2 separate regions of the Mus musculus genome follow, and region 2 is linked to region 1. A link is a loop called in an ENCODE intact Hi-C map of the cell type or tissue named here. Cell type or tissue: gastrocnemius. All regions are shown on one strand. Links, peaks and the distances in the headings refer to the core of each region. The heading gives the core; the rest is flanking DNA.

Evidence for each region. Peaks named below come from ENCODE experiments on the same cell type or tissue, not always from the same donor. Only the 100,000 strongest peaks of a DNase experiment are listed, where the experiment ranks them.
Region 2: it touches region 1 in a loop (8-fold over the local background); 13 of 42 quality-filtered maps call a loop at or near these places.

Annotation. Positions count from the first base shown.
Region 1 is chr5:96,673,709-96,682,047 of GRCm38, forward strand. Fras1 (Fraser extracellular matrix complex subunit 1) reads left to right here. Exons shown (of 74, transcript NM_175473.3): 32 at 3,559-3,675. Among named protein-coding and RNA genes, the nearest start is that of Gm52781, 29 kb to the right of the region's middle. In gastrocnemius, for the core only: a CTCF peak has its summit at 4,017; a DNase peak (open chromatin) is centred at 4,010.
Region 2 is chr5:96,266,137-96,274,475 of GRCm38, forward strand. Mrpl1 (mitochondrial ribosomal protein L1) reads left to right here. Exons shown (of 9, transcript NM_053158.3): 9 at 1-591. Among named protein-coding and RNA genes, the nearest start is that of Mrpl1, 60 kb to the left of the region's middle. In gastrocnemius, for the core only: a CTCF peak has its summit at 1,092 (motif pointing right); a DNase peak (open chromatin) is centred at 1,102.

The DNA.
Region 1 (8,339 bases), core at 74-8,073:
GCTTCCTAACCACCCTCATTCACAGGCCACGTGGGCCATTTTCTTCAATTTGTCTGTCTAGAAGAGGGAAGCGTAATTCATAGCATTAAGAATTTTGTAAATGTGTTTATTAGGGTGAAAAAGAATAGGTACTACCTAGGGATCTGTTATTATCTTTTATTAAAAATTGATGATAGACCAGACCATAAGGAGAACTGTAAAAGCTAAAGAATATCAAAGAATAGCAGGTTCAGTCTGGCGATGCTGGATATAAACAAAGTCATAACAAAAAGGTAAACATGGTTGTTAAACCACATGGTATAGTTTAAATGTTCTTAAAGAACACCAAAGTAGTGAGCCATTAAGAACCATTGAGGAGACAATAACTTTTGAAGACTTACGTGAAGTATATAAAATTGTATTCACAAGAAAACTGATGGTACTGCTTATTATTGAGTAGGAGAACACAGAGCTAGGCAGACCAAATGCTTGACTCGGAGGCCTAGCAAAGCACACGGAAAGGCCACGGAGAGCTAAAAAGAAGAAATTGGTTCGTTTGACAACACCAGGAGTGACAAATGAGTGCCATGCTGATTCCTTGAAAAGAACAACAGGATGAGACACAACTATAGCAAGAAGGACTTAGAAGAAAAACTTAGACAGAAATGCTAAGAAATAAGGGACGGTGTGTGAGAAGCTGTTTAAACAGAACAGAGAATTCTATAAGACATCAAGAAATAAATCTGCTCACGGTGATCAGCCCACTTGGTGTCCCCTTCAAGTCACAGTTTTCCTTCACCTAAGGATGTACTCCACTTCTAATGCCAGGCATGTGTGTCTTTGGTGCCTGACTAATTTATATTGCATAAATCATGTGCTTTTCCAAAGAGACGGTTGATAGAAATATGGAGACTATTAAAATGAGGTTATTTTCAGCACATCAAATGTATGAAAGTGAACAAACGCTCTGTGCCCTTTGCTCCAGTTAACTTCTCAATTTCAGCACCTGGGATGGCAGTGGTCCTCAGAGAATGAGTCAGGATTGAGGCAAAGACCTCAATCAAAAGAAGTCACCTCAGCAAACTAGACCCCACAGATCTGCCTTCCCCTTCACAGGGGTCAAGACCGCGTGTTGTCACTACGGAGGCTCTCCCTGGAAAGGGATTCTAAGCACCTGCTTAAAATGACAACAGATTGCCTTGCAATTTGATTACTGAGTGAAATAAAATATTGGAAAATAAGCAAGAAGCTTCTGATTTAGGGAAAGGGGAAAAGAAAGAGGACTTCTTAAGACAGATATGGCGGCATGTATTTATCTATACTTCTAAGCACTTTCTAAGTGCAAAGATCAGGAATTCAAGGGCCTCCATTACGTAACAAGTTCAAGACCAGCCTGAGATACATGAAACCCAGTCTCAAACCAAAGATTGCTCACTAGATTTATGACATACGCCTGAACATTACTACTTAGAAGGTGGTTCCCTATAGAGTCTTCACATTTCTTACATAAAACATGACAGAACTCCTACCCTGAAATAGCTTTCAAAGTGTTGGTGATATTCTTTAGAAATATCCTCAAGAATGACAGAGTATCATTTTAGGCATATGGGTTTACACTATAACAAATTAACTAAACACCATCCAACCTGTGGTGTGCTAGGTCAAAGAGTCGTCACTGTTCTTGCTTAAGAAGATTAGTTATGAGGTAGAGAGCTTGGCTTAAAAAAAAGAAAAACAAAACAATTTGGAAATTCCCTCTGGAAGCATTCTGAGAGGCGGGGGCTTGGGGGATTTTGAACAGGGACAGCATCTTTATTCTATGTGTGAAACGACTCTGAGCTGATGTTCTCCTGGCCATAAAAGTGTAGCTGCCTGTTTTTAAAGTTTCATTACTTTGTAGGCATACCTTATATTTTGATTTGAAATGCACAGACAATTTATCCATGTGCTAAAGTAAATGGTTAGCAAATTTTCCCATTTATCACCTTAGTGTACCTGGAAGATTTTAAACCAAAAGGATGGTATCATAATGTTTTTTCCCTTCCTCCCCCCCCCCCCACTTTAAAGCAGGAAATGTAATATAATGAGCTGCATAGATTTAATTCTATTTTAATGCTGATTTGCTGTCATGAGCCATCAATGCAGCCCATCTGTTACTTTGCATGTATGATGGGATTTATGTAAGGCGAGTAGCATCTTTAAATAGAGTCGATCTAGTGAGCCGGCAGGCACATCCACAGTCATTTTTGGTGTAAGAAACTAGCTATGTATTCAGATCCTGTTGACGCAGTCCCAGAAGATGTGGTTTGCAAAACACTAACATTGTATTTCACTATCAGTGTCTTTACTGGGAAGCTACTCTGACTCATTTGCTCTGTTAATATACCCACGTTTCACAACCTGACCAATGTTGTTTCTTTGCCTTAACAATAGAAGGGAATATCTCCCCCAAGCTCCTGATTTCTTAAATCTACCAAGGTCATCTTGGCCAATGGCAAGAGTATAAACTCAACTGAACTATTTAGTACTCTGACTTTGAGACATTGCTCTATTTTTTTTTCAATTTCCTCTGTACAAAGTGTGATAATACTATTGCTTTGTGGGGAATAGGAAGATCACTTTTGAAAAGCTATTAAGAGCTAAGCCCACACTAGCTGATCAGTGAAGTAGGGCTGTGGTCATTGGTATCACTTACAGCAAGATGCGATTGGCATCTCCTTGAAGACACCTGGCTATCTTGAAACCATCCTGTGGGCATCTGACTTAATCTAGAGGATAGCCGAGAAGATGGTTTTCCTATTGGGTGCAGGGTACAGTACCCTGCCTTCTCATATTATGTAAAGTAAAGAACTCATATAACCACCTGTAACTACACAAGTCTCCACCATTTGTGTGACAAGCCTGAGGAAACAGTAGAGACAAGAGAGACTTGAGGCAGCATCCCAGTAGCACTGAGAAGGAGCTAGAGAAAGTGATGGAGACCACCACAGGTCTGGGGGCTTGTTTCTAACAGGATCTCACTACTTAGCTATGTTTAGTCTCCAATTCATCACTTTAGCTTCCCTAGGGCTGAGATTAAGGGCGTCGCCACTATCCTCAGCACAGCTTTCAACATTTTGAAGCCAAACAAACAAATAATGTTTGTGATCACTGCCCTAACTGTAAATGTTACTAATGTATAGCCACGAGTGTGAGATGTATGATTAATGGTCCATGTGTCAGTATATATACTAGGTATAGGTGAAAGGAATGGAGTGAAAAAAAATCATGCTATAGACACATGGTAAACCCTATAGCCAGAAAATTTATCCACTTTCAAGACTGTTTACTACTCTAGCAAAATATCATAGCATTGGTTAAATAAAGAGAGTGTTACTAACTACTCTAGGTGGTGAAATTCTATATTTTCTTTCTTATTTATACTCTCTTGGACTTTAGAAACTGCCTGAAATACTTAATTTGAGTTGTGGCTTGGCACATATAGAATTCAGAGGCAGATGGCTCAGTAGGGAGATTAAGGGTGAACATGCTCTACCCAGTAGAAAACGAAAGACTCACCATGATGATTTTGTTTTTCAGGTGTCTAGTGCCACCAGTGCCCAGGAACACCTGGAAAGTCACATGTTCAACATTGCAATCTTACCTCAGGCGCCTGAGGCACCTAAACTCTCCTTGGGGACATCTCTCCATATGACCGTGAGTTGGATGGGAGGGCTAATGTTTCCCTCTTGAACAAAGTGCTCACTCATGCAGAAGCGAAGTGAGCCAGTGCCCTGGTGTGGGATATAGTAAATGCTTTGCCCAAAACCCAGACAACAGCCCTGGGAAAACATTTCTTATTAGCCTGAAGAAGGAACTTAGAGCCCCACCCAGAATAAAAGATTATGTAGACCCTATCTTGACCACCCAACCATCACCCCTTGCCTCCTATGGAACCCCATATAGCTACAGTGCCTCTCCCTGAGTATGTAAAAGAACCTTCCTGGGTTTTAATACACCTCTAGGGTGTGCTTATTCTGCCAGTTATAGCGCCACCTAGCTGGAAAAGCTGTTCCTTGTGTATTAAAGTTCTATAAGAAGCTGGCTTTCTAGTGTAAGCTTCCTGGAGAAGGTGGTGTCAGTGCTAAGTCTAGAGAAATTAATAACAACCAGTTATCCAAGTGAGTATTGGGGCGAGGAAGGAAGGTAGGATAGAGGAAGGAATGGCCAAGGGTGTTCAGAGCACATGGAAGACCTTGAGGTGAAAAAGCTAATGGTGGCTGAGAAATAGCAGATAGTGCGATGCCCTGGAGAAATGAGGAGAGCATATTGGAGGTGCGAAGATCATTACACCCAATCCCAGAAGGCCTTGCATGTTCTGTGGAAAAGAATGTGACCCATGCAAAGATCTGGCGCTTATGTCCATCCATGGCCCATGGGATACATGAAAGGCAGCCCAGACACAAAATCATAAGCTAGCCTAAAACACTAAGATTTTCCTAGTGCTATTCTAATGACTCAATTGCATGATTCTTGAACATAAATATTGTCGATGTCAACATCATATTACAGTGGCAATGCCTGGATTGCATGAAGGATGATGGTACCACCTGGATTAGCCTATAAAGCTCAGCTAAGACAAGCAGGAAATACTAAATCTACTGTAACCCCATTTCTAGGGTAGGTAGAATGCTAGATTTTTCTTTCAGACACAGCCATGAGCATGCAAAACCCTGTAAATTAATTATTATGGGTCCACGTTTTAGTTAACACCCACATAATTACACTTTGAGGTAAGATATCAGCCTTGAGCCACAACAAAGAAAACAGTGATAGTTTCAGAAATTACAGGACTGGGAATGACAGAGACACAAAGGGGGAAAGCAGAAAGTTTTTAATGAATAGCTAGTATCGGCATTTCCAGCGTAAACTGTAATTTAAAGAAATCATAATTCAGCAGCATTATAAAGTCTATAATTCATCATTCTGACTGGAGAAACTTGGATCAGAATTTTCTCTAAACTGTAAGGAAAAAAAAGTGCATACACATTTCTTGCCAAATGCAAAGACAGCACTGTTATTTTGAGTTTAGAGTGGGGGTAAAGAAATGGGCCAGAAGCCATGGAGGCCCTGCCATTTGCTTTGCCATGGTCTTCTAAAGAGACTTCAGCTTTAATCTCTGGCGGCACACTTGCAGAGTGGGTCTGTCTGTTTGAACCTTGCATTTCTCAAAAGTGAGTTTACTGTAAAATGTGATTTAGCCTACATTACTTAGAACATACAGAGTTGATATTCCTTTTGACGTTAATTAGGGCTGTAACTGTAAGGCATGCTTGTTATGTGTGACAAAATGCAGCCGCAGTTCAGTGGTTTGAACTCCTCTGAACACTGAAGCTTTGCACATATTTGGTAAATTGTAAAGACATGGGGTAAATACAGATGAAATATTTTTATATCGTCCACACAAATATTTCACAGGTGTGTTTGAAAGGAGTCTGCCTGTGCGTATTCGGTATTTTCTCTGGGTGCCCATGACAAGTGCTGAAGAAGATGCTGGAGAGTTGGTGACCTTAAAACACAGTTTCTAGTTCAAGGATCTTTGCATCTAGGAGTAGCTAGGCAAATAAATAAGCAAGGGAGTCCTACTGTGCTCGAGGCCACAGCAGAGCAACCATTCCGGAGCCAAGTAGGAGGGTGCCTTGTGTAATGAAGCATGGGAGAGTCACAGGGGCTTCCTCTAGGAGAGGAGCTGAGCGGTTGAGTATAATTATTTCTAGATCAGGGTTCTTAAGGTCTCAGACTTAAGTACGTTTTGGAGCCACCTGGAGAGTTATTAAAATACATTAGCACTCACTCTGAGTTTTCTAATTCAGTAAATCTGGTTGTGGAGTCGCGAATCTGCAATTCTAGCAAGCCCCAGACGATTCTTCACAGTAGCTGAGAACTGGGAATAACCTGAGTGTCCATCAGAGGACAAAAGCGATAAAGGAACTACAGTGTGATGTGTGTGCATGTGGATGTACATGTGCACTTGCACAATACAATATGATACAGCCATACAAAAAAAAAGTAGTCCCGTCATAAGGTGCAACCTAGATTAGCCTCTAAACATTCAAAGGGAAATAAGCTAAGAACGATGTAGACCAATAAGATCTGGCTCCCCTTGTACAGCAACGGAAAGATAGTCAGATTCGTAGGAAAGGAAAGCAGAGCGGTGGTTTCCAGGGTGGCGAGGAGAGGAAGGGACAGAGGAGAATATACTTGGTGGATGTGGAGTCTAGGTTTTCTAAGGTGGCAGATTCTACCACATTTTTTTGTAGAGCATCATGCCTTATAGTTAACAGTACTCTACACTTAGCAACAGTTAAGATGATTAGAAAGCCAAAGGGCAATTAAATATGGAGAGATTGTAGAGACGAGGCCAATCAAAATACACAAAGACCCCTAAGAATACAGCTGTGCCTTTCATTGAGGTCAGGGGGATAGTAGGAATGGCAGCCTGAATCTGGGATGGGTTTACAAAAGGCATCTGGAACATATAATATTTCTGTGGGAACCTGACTTCTATACTTCATGTTGTGGAAAGCCATGACAGGTGAGGAACAAGATCTGATGTCCTCCTGGTACCATGGCTGAGAACAGCCAATAGGGAAGGTGAGAGCCCCGTGAAGCCATTGTGAGTGTCAGGGAGAGGCTGGCCCAGAGCAGAGCGGGAACCTCAGAGGGAAAAGGACTTGGAATCTAGATGTAGTCAGAGGTGATAGAGTATGATAAAAACTCTTATTCTTAATCTTTGGCCAGATGTTATTTAAAAAAAAATAGCTTCTATAATTATTTCCATGAAGCTTAATCTCCCACTTTTTGATGTCTTTAATTGGTGAGTATTGGGTATTCCAAATAATTAAAATTGACTAATTTGATGTATCACAGCTTCAATATTGCTTTAGGAAATTAAGTCTTCCCATTTTCTACGTAATGTCTATTTTGATCGGTAAAGAGATGGGCTCTTTAAGTTCCAAAATAGAATGTCTTGGCTAGAACCTGTTCCCCTTTTCAGTAGTCCTATGTTTATAACAATTTTCTTCTTATCATTTTATTGTTTAGAAGCATATGAATTTTCAGACACATTGCATGGCACTTTGAGAATATTTGATTATAGTGGTTTTTGACATTGGAAGAGGCTAAACCATGCTGAGCATGGTGCTGAAATTGCACTTTCTGTCTATTTATCGGTACCTACATGGATGGTCTGTAAACATCTTTTATGGGGCAAATATTTTTAATTTGTTGTCCTTACTTGTTTTATGTTAGCATAGCAGGGTGGGGGAGACCAGCTGCTGTTGGAAATTCTAATTTTCTTGCTCATTACATTCCAGACCTGTGCAAGTGCCTGAAATGTGACTCTTTACTGTAGGGGATTGTCCTAACCTGCAGACGCTGCCTCTCCCTGGGACAGCTATGCCTTTGGGACAATTACAGAGCAACTGGAGCCCTCAGCGTTTTATGGTTAAAAATAAGAATACCACACCCTCCTATAAGCAGGAGTGAGCCCTGCTTAATCCTCTTCTAAATGGGGAAATTCCTTCTGAATGGAGGAGGGCTTTAAAGGCACAAGAGCATGTCAAACTCTACTCTACCTTCAGGGTCAGTCCAGAAGAGTCTGCAGTGAGCAGGCTGCTTTGTGTCATTTTGACACAGCACCTGTGACCCAAGCCCAGACCCAGGCTCACACTAGTGTTCCCTTTACTTGCTGACACACTGGTTTTGTGACAGCTGTCCTCAACTCGCTGCTGTGCAGGAGATGAGAATCTGACCCTCTGGGTTTCTGAGTGTTGTCTGAGTTGTGAATATGAGCAGAGGAAACACCATCTGGGTGGAACAAGCTGCAGACACACTGTCCAGTTAACACTGTTCCACCTTGTTCATTGAAAGGTAGAAGAGAATGGGGGAATTTAGTTCCTCCGAACAGTACAGTAGAAGCGAAGATAACAAGGGGGATGCTCCTGTGCTTTGATAAGAGGATGTCTTGAATGTAAGTGGCTAGCCACTTTTGGTGCTGGAACTGGGCTCATCTTTAGCCCCTTGAAGCCCAAATGCTGAACAGTTCCCATTGAGGCCTGGGGCACAGGAGTCCCCCAAAGAACCTCGTGGGGCTAAGACTTCAACCTCTCAGCCTGGCCCTCTCAGTGGATGCCAGATTCACTTTTAGCCTGTGAAGTCAGTGGAGCAGAGCCAACTGTGAATGACCAGCCGTGGTGCCTTCGCAAACACTTTTCTCAAAGTGTTCGACTGCAGGTTCCATCTGGGGAAGCTATTATTATATTAGGATACCAATAGCATGCTCTGACATAAATTTGATGGCGTTGAGGGATGAAGGACTC
Region 2 (8,339 bases), core at 30-8,029, 410 kb before region 1:
CATCTCTAGCCCTGCATGTGTGCTGTTTGAACGTACTCATTTCTTTTATTCAATCCTCATGGAAAATGAGTAACACTTCATCGCTTTATTGTGGCAGTCCCTCAATTGCTAGCCATTTAAATTGTTTCAGGATCGCCCTCCCATTGACTTAAGTAAGGGTTTAAAGTTTTACAGTAAGTACTGATGAATCCCAAACGTTAGTTTCCATACAGATTACTTAGAAGGTTTGCGTAGAACAAATAGCTGGTCTTCACCTAGTAATAGGAGATTGACCTTGGAATTCTGCAGTTTTTATCAGGTAGTGGGACAATGGGGACTCTAGTGGATACCAGTGCTGTCAACCCTGATTCTAATAAAAAGAAATCTGATTTTCAGACCAGCATCAGTTTATTCTAAAATTCCACAAGTGATCTAAAGTACCAGAGTGAAAGTCACTGTTGTACTTCACTACCCAATTTATAAAAGGTTGCAAAATTTGTAATATTTTAAATATTACAAATTACAATATTGTAATTTTGTTAATTTGTAATTACAAATATTAAATTTTTTAACTATTAAAAATTTAAATATTTTAAAATTATCTTTATTCTATTATATGTGTATGAGTATTTTGTATGGGCCTATCAGAAGAGGGTATTGAAGCCCCTGGAATTGGGATTACAAATAGTTATGAGCCATCATGTGGGTGCCGGGAATTGAACCTGGGTCCTCTGCAAGAACAAAAGTGCTCCCAATTCCAGACCCATCTCTCCAGCTTCAAGATTTTTAAAGATTTAGATAACAGAAGCCTACGTTCCCTGAACCTAGATCTGGGACAAGTTTCTAACTTTCTGGTTTATCCCTGTCTTTAAATAATTAAACCTGTGCTATCCCGGTGGAAAGCAAGTTGTCCAGTAAGACAAACAAGACCATGACAAGATGACTACTTTCTGAAAAGCCTCAGCTTTTTTAAAAACATGCCTCAGCAAGTGGCATGTAGTGGGAGGTGTTGTAATAGAACACTAATTAGCATACTAATGTAATACAGGAGGGGCAAATTTCATAACTTGTTAAAACTAGATACTTTGTAACTGTCTCAAAGTCACTGTCCAGCAGGTGGCGACAACAGCCTTTCAAATCACTTATAAGTGGTTGTAGATTGGTGATCTGATTTCTCACCTGACTGCAGATGGAATAGCAAAAATAATCCTGTGCAGACCAGGTGGAGATTTGTTTTAGAGAAAATGGTTTGTTTGTATTATATTTGAGTCATGTTATAGAGGTTTCTTTGGCTGTCTAGTGGATATTTAGAAGTTTTTGTTGATGTGTGTATTTGTGTGTCTGGATGTGTATGTTATGCCTGTGCAGGTGCACTGCATGTACAGGGACCCGGGAGCCAGAAGGCAGCATCAGATCCTTTGTACTTACAGTTACAGCTGGTTGTGAGCTGTCCAGCATGGGTGATTGGATCTGAACTTGGGTCCTCTGGAAGAGCAAAAAGCTCTCTTAGCCACAGAGCTATAGGTCTGACCAGCTTCTATTTTGAAGTTTGAAGGTTCGTTATTATAGACAGTTTCAAGCATGGAGAAAATAAAGTAGGAAAACCATGAATGCGCATGGGCACATCAGCCAGATTTAGCAGCTCAACATCCTACGGATGCTTGTCATCTCCACCATCTACCTACTCACCTCTCACGACAAATCCCATTTATCACATGGCTTAAGTGTAAAAGGTAGCCCAGAGAATAATCACAGCAAGGTTTTAGGCTTATTTTTCAAAAACCCATTATATTTATGTTCTAATTTAATCATTAAGAGTCCTTAGTATTTCTTTAGTAATTATAGGGTTTTTTTTTTTTTTCATGTAATAATGGACCGAATAGTTTGTACTTAGAGAATGCTGGGTACAGAAACATAATTGGCCACAAAAAGAAATGTGTAAGTATTCATGCTTAAATAAGAAGTTGGTATTTCCACTTAATTTTTCTTAGATAGAAAGTTGAAATTTATTCACATAAGGAATAGAAAATGTTTGAACATCTTTATCGAAACATATGCAAAGGAAGAGAAAATAATTCTTTGGGGGCTAGCAAGATGCTCAGTGGATAGAGGCTCACGCTGCACATGTCTGGCAACAGTGGTTCAGTCTTTAGAACCCACACTAAGATGGAATGAGAGAATCAGCTCCACTGAGTTGGCCTCTGAACAGGGCAGACAGTAGTAGCTCATGCACACACACAAAAGTTGACCAATGAAAACTATATCCTAACAAGTAGAAGCACTTCAAATTATGTCAAATAGATAAAGGGACATAGGGAATGTTTGAAGAAAGATTTTAGTGTCCTGTGATAAATCCGAAGGCAATTTAAATTGGTTATACTTTCTTTTTTCCTTCTCCCTTGTTGGGTGCACAAAGGTCCTTATGTCCACAGGTCACTGGGGAAATCAGGAATGGTAATCACTCAGGGGTGTTTCCTCAGAGGATGAAATACCTGTTTTCTGCCCAGAGGCCAGAATGGATATTGTTATTGGTCACTGGCGAGCTTTTGCTATCTGTGGGGGCAGACCTCACCCAAATTCCCCAGAACATTTATCCCAGACTCTCCCTTCCTAGCCCACTGTCTTTAGCTCCCAGTTAGTAGAATCCATCTTTAGGGGAGATGTCATGTATATTTTATAGCCTGCTGACCTCTACACTGTCTTGGTCAGAAACCACACCAGACCCTAGGTCCTTACGTTAGAGAACCCATCCTCATGATTACATAGAGGTAGAAAGCTCATACCTTAAGCTTAATTTGCACCTGGAATTGGGATGATTGTTGCCCTGAAACCTTTTTCCAAATTCTAGTGTGGTTAAATATTCCTGTAATAAACCACCTGGCATCAGACTAGAAATTCAGGTTGGCGAGGTCAAACGTTGGTGAGTTTTCATTCTCACCCTCTTTGCAGTTCATTTCCCTGCCTGCTGTGACACCTGTAGGGTAACCCCCCCCCACACACACACACACACTCTGTGTGGACATATGATCACACACATACAATTTATAACACTGGTTACAGTACTATCTATGATCATGTTGGGTATAGACACTAGGAAAGGAGACACCTTGGCTCTGAAGGTTCCCCACATATCCAATGCTTCAGTCACTTTAAACTGATAAGCAAGAAGTTTGTGTGTTAAGTGAAAAGTCTAATGATTGTGCCAAATTGCTAAAGAGGAATCTTTGGTGGTATAAAAAATGATAAATGACTTGTATTTTCTGTAAGGAAGGGGCCAGGAAAACAACACAATGGTGGAATACTTGCCTAGCAGGATTGGGGTTCTGTTTCCATCTCTGCCACAACAAAATAAGTAAAGAAAGAAATAGGTGCATCTCCTGCAGGAAGATACGACTAGAACATAAAGACAAGTTATTTCACTGAGAAAGTTTTCAGTGTGTGTCAGTGGGAGAAGAGAAAGAACTTCCACTGTGAGGCTTTGGAAGCAGAACTTGGACAAACTAATTTGGAGTCTAGGGAACAGAGCTGTATTGTGGTTGCTTTCTGCTACAGTCCACAGAAACTAGGGGACTTCACCAGAGAACGGGTGTGTCATGAAGATGGAGTTCTTTAAGTCACAGCTAGAAAAGAAACACAGACTGCTACTAGGAATGTGCAAAAAGCAGAAATACCCCCCAAAAGATCCAAGTTGCAGAATCATCTCAGGCTGTAGCTGGCAAGGTGAATCGTCTCACTCCATCAGGATCTAAGTTCTAAGAGGAGAGCATCCATTTGGCCCAGTTTACTTTGCATGCCCACTTACTGGCTAGGAGAGGGCAGAACCTGAAACACACATTGTGCAGAAAAAGAAATTCCTCAAAAGGAATATTACAGTGACTCCCAAGAGAAGATCAGCAAAAGAGCAAAACTCAGACCCATCTTTTCTTTGAATTGTCTCCTGTAAGTAAATGAAATTAATACCTATATTCAACATAAAATACTAGCAGTGTTCCCTCATATGTGTGTTACTAGTCCTTTGAGAACTGTTTATGGTTTCTCCAATACATCACTTCTCTGAGTATAATTGTTACAACTCTTTGCGAGTATGAGTAGCTGCTTCTCGACAGTAGATTACTAGCAAGAGCATGAGCACGTGGTGATGTGAACATACGTGCTGTAAACCAACTGTATGCAGTTGTACATTCTTTATGTTACCCAGGAATGAACTGTCTTATTGATAGATTATAAATGTGTAAGTACGATCAAATAATAAGTAGATAGCTTGATGAATTTCCCAAAATGAACACAGGCCTACCATACAGATCCAAAAAGAGGGTTATGTCAGTGCCCAGAAGTTTCTTTGTTGGTCCTGTAGACTCTATTCCCCAAATTAATTCCACTATGATTTCTATTTTTCCCATCTCTGAACATTGCTAAAAATATCACTGGAGATTGACTGGATTCCCCCATTGAATATTTATGTTTATGGAGTTCATCCATAAACATAAATATTTGTTCTTGTAAACAGAGTCTGCAGTGTGTTCTTGTAAAGAGACTCACATGAATGTGTCACAAATATCCATGCTTTTGCTACATAACCTAGCCATCCCACTCATTAACATTCTTCTCCAGCCCTTTTGATGACTATCTGTGCATTACTCTTCGATATAGACCCAAGAAGACCTGTTGAGTCAGAGACAGCCAGTTACCCCTGCCTTGTGTTCCCACCACAGGTAGAGCTGCTCTACTACTATGCCTTCTCCGTGCTCCTGGATTGTACCTGTGGTGCAAAATAAACGCTTCCTCCAGCCACTTGTTACCATCACCCCACAGCACACTAACTAACACACCTTCCCACCGATTTCTATGAGGTCATGGCTCTTTCAATGCAATTTTAATGCCATTTTGTAAGTGACTCATTCTCACAAATTCATAGAGCACTGCATGACAATTTATCACGTGATAGTTAATATGCAGGGCCATTTTTCTCCCTGCTCCTAGCAGTCACTCTGTTGATTAGAAGCAGGATGGAAGATTAAAACAGTTCTTCATCCTGTACTTCAAAGTACAGGGTAATCTGCCGAGTCTTAGAATATTCTCAAGAACTGTTATTGTTGGTTGTCTCCAAATTAGACTGGCCAGAAGATGACTCATTCTTAGGATGCTGTAATTTCAATCTATTGCTTAGTCACACCGAAGAACCGGCTGACTTTCCGTTTTGTTTTAATCTTTTCCACATTTTTCATGTACAGTCACCTTTTAAATTTTAGATTCGGCAAAATGCTCAGAAGTTGGCTTAAGTTTCACCAGTCAAAATAATTTAGAGAAAGTGACGTGATAGAGGAGGAATGATGGTACAGGTTCTTTGTGAAGCCTGATGCTGGTGGGTTCAGGGCTAAGCAGGGTGGAGCTTTAGAGAGCTCCGATGTGCTGAAGTGTATTTGGCTATGACATGCTTCCGATGGATAATAGCTTGTCAGTTGAAATTCAAACTGACAAAATTTATGGGTAATTAAAAATGGTGTTTGTCAAAGTGAAATCAAGAATAAGTCTTATTTAAAAAGTGGATCCATACTAAAATAAGCGGATGGTTAGTTTCTAAAAGGTAGTAAAAACCTGAGAGGGGTAAAGGAAGGGAGGGAAAGAGAGAGGGCTTGAGTCATAGTTTCATCCTCCCTAGGTGTGTACCTTGAATCCACCTGCTGCTGTAGACTTTAGTTCTTATAGGGGAAGGTCATGCGAAATCCCCCTTTTATTGGGGTGTAGTGCTTCTTTTGTTATTGTATGTTATCCTGATTTTACTTTTGAACAGGATCTCAACACAAAGCCCAGGGTGGCTCTAAACTCCTGATCCTTGTGACCCCAGCTGATCGAGGGCTGGGATGACAGGGATGTGCTATCACAACAGCTAGGGTCACCTGTCTAAACTTACAGTACTGTGAAGATATGGGTAATGTAAAATGAAAGAATTTTACAAAGTTCATAAATACTAGGTAATTGTGAACCTTAGTGTGTAAAAAACTCAAACTGGAGTAAAAGCAAAATTATAATGATTACTTCTGCCCATAATGCAGTAACTTACACAGGACTTAGCCTCTACTTGTTGAGTGATTAGGGTTGACAAAATATATCTCACAACTGTTTTTCCAATTTTGAAACGCATGCATTGTGTTGTCTTTATGAATGGAAACCAGCAAAGCAAGTCACAAAACACTGAGGACTCTCTCCATGGCCTCTTTGATTTCGATCTTCTCCATCTACCTTTTCATTTAATTTCAGGGTTTATCAATCTTATTGATGTACCCAAAGAACTAACTCTTTGTTTCATTGATTTTTTTAAAATTGTTTTGTTGCTATTGTTTGTTTGTTTGTGTTTTATTGATTTCAGCCCTGGGTTGCTTTTGGTTGTTTGGTTTGTTTTTGGGGGTTTTTTGTTTGTTTTGTTTTGTTTGTTTGTTTCTTGCTATCTACTCTTTGGGGCATTATTTCTTCTTTTTGTTTTGTTGTTGTCAGGTGTGCTGTTAAATTATGACCTCTCTTCAGTCTTTTTGTTTGTTTGTTTGTTTGTTTTTTTATGTAGACACTTAGTACCATGAACTTGCTTCTTAAAACCACCTTCATTTTATCTCATAAGTTTGGGTCTATGGTGTGGGGAGCCGCCCTCACATTCGCCGTTGCAAGATGGCGCTGACATCCTGTGTTCTAAGTGGTAAACAAATAATCTGCGCATGTGCCAAGGGTAGTTCTCCACTCCATGTGCTCTGCCTTTCCCGTGAAGACAACTCGGCCGATGGGCTGCAGCCAATCAGGGAGTGACACGTCCTAGGCGGAGGATAATTCTCCTTAAAAGGGACGGGGTTTCGCCATTCTCTCTCTTGCTCTTGCTCTCTTGCTCTCTTGCGCTCTGGCTCCTAAAGATGTAAGCAATAGAGCTCTTGCTCTGGCTCTTGCTCTCTTACTCCTGAAGATGTAAGCAATAAAGCTTTTGCCGCAGAAGATTCCGGTTTGTTGCGTCTTTCCTGGCCGGTCGCAAACGCGTGTAAGAGTTGGTGCTGAGACCCGGGACGAGAAGACCTGGGACGAGAAAACCCGGGACAAGAAAATCTGGGACGGTTACCATCACCGGCGCAAGGAAGATCCCTCATTCCGGAACCAGAACTAAGGGGCATGGTAATGAAGTGTTCCCGTAAAACAGACTGTTGAGAAGGATCCAGCCTGGATTCAGAACTCCTCAGCTGGGGAACGGTGGTAATGAAGTTTTCCCGCAACACAGACTGTTGAGAAGGATTCAACTGCGTGAATTCAGAACTCTTCAGCTGGGGAACAGGGTACCCGTAAGTATAGCTTTACAAGGTAAGTCTGGTCTTGAACTTTCTAACGAAATTCAAGACAGTCTATCAGAAGTAAAGTGGGAAATAGCTTTACAAGGTACGTCTGGCCTTGAACTTTCTAACGAAATTCAAGACAGTCTATCAGAAGTAAAGTGGGAAATAGCTTTACAAGGTATGTTTGGCCTTGAACTTTCTCTAGTGTTAGGAGCCTTTTTGTTCCTTTTCACATGTTATCAAGCGGTTAAGGCAGGGCTGAAAATTCTGGATGAAATTCAGGGCAATCTATCAGAAGTAAAGCGGGGAGAGAGAGTAGGAGCAAAGAGGAAATATGGTACACAAAATAAGTATACAGGCCTTTCCACGGGTCTTGAACCCGAGGAAAAGTTTAGGTCAGGTAAGAATACCTGGGGAGAGATTAGAAGGAAGGAAAAGAAAAAAGAAAAGAAAAAAGATCAATTAGCGGAGGTCTCTAGGAGAAGGAGCCTATACTCATCACTAGATGAGCTCAAGGAGCCAGCTCTTAGTAGCTCTGAATCAGATGAAGAATTCTCCTCTGAAGAAACAGACTTGGAGGAGGAAGCAGCTCATTATGAGAGAAAAGGGTACCAGCCAGATAAAATGCTAGCTAATCAGTTAAGGAAAAAGCCAAAAGCGGCTGGCGAAGGCCAGCATGCTGCTCAGCCTCCGGGCAGTCGGCTTCAAGGTCATAGTGCACTTCCGCCCTATGCGGAGCCCCCGCCCTGCGTAGTGCGTCAGCCCTGCGCAGAGAGGCAATGGACAGAGAGGCAATGCACAGACTCGTTCATTCCAAAGGAGGAACAAAGGAAAATACAACAGGCATTTCCGGTCTTTGAAGGAGCCGAGGGTGGGCGTGTCCACGCTCCGGTAGAATATGTGCAGATTAAAGAGCTTGCCGAGTCGGTCTGTAAACATGGAACCAATGCTAATTTTACCTTGGTGCAGTTAGACAGGCTTGCTGGCATGGCACTAACTCCTGCCGACTGGCAAATGATTGCAAAAGCCGCTCTCCCTAGTATGGGCAAATATATG